Linked DNA regions of Homo sapiens: region 2 is linked to region 1. Evidence: chromatin loops called from intact Hi-C (ENCODE). Cell type or tissue: mammary epithelial cell. All regions are shown on one strand. Links, peaks and the distances in the headings refer to the core of each region. The heading gives the core; the rest is flanking DNA. Region 1 overlaps ENOX1 (ecto-NOX disulfide-thiol exchanger 1). Region 2 overlaps ENOX1 (ecto-NOX disulfide-thiol exchanger 1).

Region 1 (2,927 bases), core at 188-2,687:
TATATTTGAAATTAAAACTTTTAAGAGAAATACCTACATAGTACTCAATACTATAGAAATACTTAGATTTAAAAGTTATAAGCTCTTTTTACTCTCTAACCTCACCTCCCCAAAAGTAAATACTACTATCCTTTTTGTTCTTATCCTTCTAAATATATGTATACATATATACACTATCAACCCACCTATCCACACACACACACACACACACACACATACACACATTTTAAAATGTAAATAGCATTATGTTGGTCACATTACTCTGAAACTTGTTTTTTTATATAATAATATATCTTAAAAGATTTTCCCCATATTATTATACATATATCTACTTCATTATTTTTAATAGCTCTACAACATTCCTTGGTATGGATACTTAATAATTTACTTTTATCATTCCCCTACACGTGGACTTATTTGTGGATCCCAATGCGGGATTTTTACAAACAGTGCTGTGGTGAACTACCTTGTATCTTTGTGTACATGTGTAAGAATATCTATGAGACAGATTCCTAGATGGGGAATTATTGGATCAAATGATACTCATATTTTGCATTATGATAGATACTGGCAAATTTCCTCTAAAATAACTCTACCAATTTATTTTCTCATCAATGGTCTATGAAAATGCCTATTTTACCCATATTTATATCAACATTGAACATTATCAACCTTTAAAATGTTTTACTTATTTGATGGCAAATAATTTATAATTCCATGGTTAGTAGTGAGTTTGAATGCCTTTTTACATCTTTACTGCTATAAACATTATATTTGTCATGAAATTGGAATCTAGCTCAAATTGTTGACTCTGAAGTTCATTTAGAAATTTTGAAACTTGAATTGTCAAATCGAAAGTCATTTAGAAGAACAAATAGGGTGAGCTACTTAAAATTTTGAGGAAAAGAAAAAGTAAATGATAGCAGAAGAAAATACTTGTTTTACAAGATATTAAATATATGATACACCTCCAGTGAACAGTCTAAGAAGCAACAGACATCACAGTGGTACAGCTAGCAGGGTATAAAAACCTAATGTATGAAATAATTTAGTATATGATAAAAGTTGAATCAAAACCAATGAAAACTCAAATCTCTCAAAAATGGTATTTTATTACTGTTTAAAATTATAATAAAACAATTAAAATTATAAAAATCAGGCCGGGCACTGTGGTTCACGCCTGTAATCCCAGCACTTTGGGAAGCCGAGGCAGGTGGATCACCTGAGGTCAAGAGTTCGAGACCAACCTACCCAACATGGTGAAACTCCATCTCTACTAAAAATACAAAAAATTAGCTGGACATGGTGGCAGGCGCCTGTAATCCCAGCTAATTGGGAGGCTGAGGCAGGAGAATCGCTTGAACACGGAAGGCAGAGGTTGCAGTGAGCTGAGATCACACCACTGCACTCCAGCCTGGGCAACAAGAGCAAAACTCCATTTAAAAAAAAAATTAAGATTATAATAGAAATACATTATTATAATCTTATAAGGCTATATATATAATACACTAGAAAAAGAAATACATTAAAAAAAGAAAATATAATTGATGAATATATATGATTTTCAGGTTGAGATGATGTCCTAATTTTGAAATTAAAACAAATGCTAAAGTAGACAACATTATATAATGTACTAAATTTAAATATTTCTGAATGGTAAAAAAAAATTCACCATCTATGAGATCAGATGGCAATGAAAAGTGGGAAAAATTATTTTAAACAAATATGACAGACATAGACATAGGGTTAATATAATCAGTACTTAAAGGGCTTTCTCAAATTCAGAAGAAAAAAACCTAACATCTCAATAGAAAATTGATCAAAGGGCATGAATGGATAAAACATTAATCCTTTCCTGCTCAGGCTGCTCCAAGAAGGGCAAACAGCTGATGAATATTGGGTGTTTTAAAGTAGGGTGACAGATGAATGCTTCTTTTGTGTAAAGTTACTGCTGTTTGTCTTGACGGCAATGGAGAACACTCTTGTTTTAAAGAAAAGTGTTCTTTAATAATTTTAGAAGGTAGTATACAACAAGCCACGTTTTTACAATTTAATAACTTTCCAGATTAAGAAAGAAAAGCCTCAGAAATGCCTTAATGACAGCAACATGTGATCAGAGATGAAGCATCACGATCAGATAATGTGGTAAAACAATATAGTGCCTAAATTTTAGCCAAAGAAAAAAGAATAAAAGAAAAAATAATAAAAGCCTACTTGCGTGTAGATATTGTGTTCCCGATTTTGTTTTAAAGATACTGTTTCCTCGTGGTATGGAAACTATTATATTTGTTCTAAAATTAATTAGCAGACAGGGGTTCTTGCAAAAAAAAATTTCTTACCTTTCTACTGACTCAAACTGGCAGAGTACAAACCAGAGGAAACATACAAATCTGACTCAGTTTCCCGATTCCTAGCAGTTCTTCTCGGAGCAGAAGCAGCAAATACACTTTGTGCAAGCTGAAAGAGCCCCAGGCTTACCTGGCCGCACCACTGACAGGAAATAAGAATTCTAAAGAGAACCTCAACAGTGTCTTGCCAGAGGGGTGCAGAATCTGCAATCTCTTTTCAGTGCTGAGGCCAAGAGTGAATTTGGCCCTAACCCAGAACCAGGTTTCCTGCTGTGGGAGGGAGCCTAGTGCAGCTAGTAGCTGCAATTCAGTAATCCAAATTCTAGCAGTCTACCCTGAGGAAAATAAACTCAAAGATTTATGGAAAAGGACATGCATTGCAGTGTTATTAAAAGTGGCAAAAATGTAAAAACTTAAATACCCACAAATAGAAGAATGTTTAAGTTATGGCACCTTCAGAAGGCAGAATATTATTATTGCAGTCATTAAAGACTCATGTTTTTAAAGACCACTTAACCAAATGGGAAAATACATTATGTTAAGTGAATAAAGCAGAGTTCAAAGTGGTATTTACGGTAT
Region 2 (2,927 bases), core at 165-2,664, 54 kb before region 1:
GAGGCTCTTCCTGATCTCCAGATTGGCTTTGGTTTCCTTCCTGTGTGGCCCATAGCACCCTGTGCTTCATCTGTCATTATAGTTACTACATTTGATTGGCCTTATGATTTATCTCTCTTTCTCCCACTGACTGTAAATTCTGCAAGAGGAAGGGCCACGGATGTACTGAGTCTTGCTGAATATCCAGCCTCCATCATGCTTGGAACATAGCATGCACTGTAGGGTAATATCAAGTGATGTTTCCCGCCCTCCTCTCTCTCCTGCAACTTAAAATAAGAAGAGTGCCTTCTTAGAGTAAGGATTTTAATTGACCTAATTAAGTTCAAAGAAAATAAGTGATTAAGGGAGCCAATCATGAAATAGGCTGGCTTGGTGGGTACAAGTGGGGAAGAGACAAACTCTGTAGAATACAAAAGCAGAGGAAACTATGAGATACATGTGTAACCACACATACGACACTCATTCAGTAACTGCCAGAACATCTGAGACACCCAATACTCCAGATTGACATGATCCATTCCCCCGTCCAATATGACTGTGTCAGCCATTTTCAGTCACAAAGAATAGAGGAAAAAGAACATTACTTTTGTCCTAGTTAGAGAGAGCCCTTGAGCAAATGCCATTTATTCAACCTTTCATTTGTTTGTTTAGCAAATATTTGTTAAATGTGATACCAGATGCTTGGAATACAAATGGTAAGGGAAAAAAGGAGTTATTACACTAGTGAGAAGGCAGACACCTAAAATCTAATTATAGGACAATATGGTAAGCATTGTAATTTAGCAATTTGTACAAAGTGGTGTGAGAGCACAGAGGAGGAATCAAATTCCGTCGTTACCTATTTCTGGCAACATGAAAATGGAAATGTATATATACTTTTTTGTGAGGAGCGGAGGAAGTGAGTAAAGTTCACTTCTCTTGTGCTTTGGTTTTGCATGAGTAGTTTTTCATTGCTGCCTTTTCTACCTTTCTTTGGGGCTGTGATGGAGAGAGTATGCTGTTTTCCACGAGTTTGCTTGGCAGATAGGATAATTCATGCTGCAGGACTAGCATTAGCAGCATTTCTTTGACATACTCGGATGAGTCATAGGAGAGAAGACAGACACTGTTCCCATGATGTCACCACCCCTCCCTGACCTCCCCAAGGAGACACAGGAGGAAAACGCAGTTTCTGTGTGTTGACTACTTGAAATAGCCAAATGGGGAAAATTGCATTTGAATGAGTGTGATACCATGTGTGTAAGGTCTCAGAGTCTATGTGAGAATCTTTAACCAAAGACTCACTTAGCTAAGAACAAACCCTGGTCTTTGTGGGTCAACATTCATATGGTTCGAGTTCAGAACCTCCTTTTGCCTCAGTAAGCCAGATAACACAGAAATGGACTGACATTGTGTTCTTTCCCTGTATTATCTTCACTTTGTTAAAAAATAAGGAACTCCTGCATTTTTTTTCTGCTCATCTTTTCCTTCATCTTTCAAAATTTATTGGATGTAGGCTAATCCTGATAGAAAATATCATTGACCACTGATAAGCAGAAGTAATTGATAGCATGCATTCACATCCCATCTCTGATTAACAGGGGAGACTTGAATGAGTTACTAAAGCTTCCTACACTTTGATTTTCTCATCTTAAAAAATGAGAATATTAATACTACCAGTCTACCTCAAGATATTATCATGAGGATTAAATGAGATAACACAAATAAAGTCCTGGTATATCCCGAGAGCTACTTAAGGTTATCTTTTGTTATTAAGTCCCAATATCTAAGCTTTACTGATTTGTTTCTTCTTTGTTTAGAAGGTCAGGTGCTTTTCCTTTGCTATTCCAATCATGACAGTGGCAAGAGCCTGCTTAAAGATTATCCCTAAGGACTCATACATGACTTTTGACTCCTTGGTTGCTGTATGTTGGCCAAGACTTCACATATATTAAGAGATTTCTGAGTGTTTCAACCATGTAGTGTGTGTGTGTGTGTGTGTGTGTGTGTGTGTGTGTGTGTTTCCTTCTGGGATTTCTAAAGGCAGTGACAAGTCTGTTAGATTCTTGAGGAGGGCTAATTTGATAAGTAATGGGTATGCCTCCCAGCAGGCAAATGTGTTCTCATTTCTCAGAATGCCCAGGAGAAAATACTAGCTGAGCTCAAAGTTGAGCTTACAGTCATCTAAAAGTCCAGAAGGAGGAAGACAGCAGAATAATACAGATGTTCATAATTCATTAGCTTTTATCCTACCACCGGCAACTTAAAAAAAAACCTGTCACCATATAATGCCTTTCTTTCAGAATTTCCTTTTGAGTTCAGGCCTTACCTATTTTAGGGCATGAGTTGCCAAGTGCACTGACTCATTTTTTCATGATGTAAGCCATGAACAGGTTACTGCTCAGAGGCTGGAGGACCTACTTTAGGCCAGCAGCGAGGTACGCACATGGCTGTCAGCTGTGCCCTTACACTTTCACTCACCTGGGCTCCCCTGAGAAATGCCATACTCAACTCCTTACCATTAGCTATGAGTCCTACACAGAGGCCTTGTTAGCATCAAAAAGCTCCTCTTCTCCTCTGCCTTCCTGGCAGCAAGCTACCCAGGGGAATAGAAGGAAACTATGCAAGATGCAGATTGCAATTGCTGGGAAGTGAGACTTTGTGCAGAAAATGCGGATCAACTAGATCCGGATATAGTGAAGTATGAAGAGACCCATTGTAGGAAAGTGTCGTCCGGGTGAACTTGAAAGCTGCGGCAGACTCTTTGGCACCAAGTTTTATTTAAAGCAAGCATTGTAGAGCACAGCCTTGGGGATCCTGGGAAATCGAGGAAGAGCAGCATGATTTACACAGTAAGGCCAAAAAGAAAGTAAATGCTTAAGGGACAGTAATTTCTAAAAACTAGCAGTTCTAAAGAGACATTCTAAATACTACTTCTTTGAAAACCA

Evidence for each region. A loop is a pair of places that touch in the nucleus more often than their neighbours do. Peaks named below come from ENCODE experiments on the same cell type or tissue, not always from the same donor. Only the 100,000 strongest peaks of a DNase experiment are listed, where the experiment ranks them.
Region 2: it touches region 1 in a loop (4-fold over the local background); 1 of 110 quality-filtered maps calls a loop at or near these places.

The regions. Positions count from the first base shown.
Region 1 is chr13:43,630,978-43,633,904 of GRCh38, reverse strand. All of the region lies in intron 2 of ENOX1 (ecto-NOX disulfide-thiol exchanger 1), which reads left to right. Among named protein-coding and RNA genes, the nearest start is that of ENOX1, 150 kb to the left of the region's middle. In mammary epithelial cell, for the core only: no CTCF peak of the experiment used is centred there; no DNase peak of the experiment used is centred there.
Region 2 is chr13:43,684,948-43,687,874 of GRCh38, reverse strand. The region is part of intron 1 of ENOX1 (ecto-NOX disulfide-thiol exchanger 1); the gene reads left to right. Among named protein-coding and RNA genes, the nearest start is that of ENOX1, 100 kb to the left of the region's middle. In mammary epithelial cell, for the core only: no CTCF peak of the experiment used is centred there; a DNase peak (open chromatin) is centred at 1,194.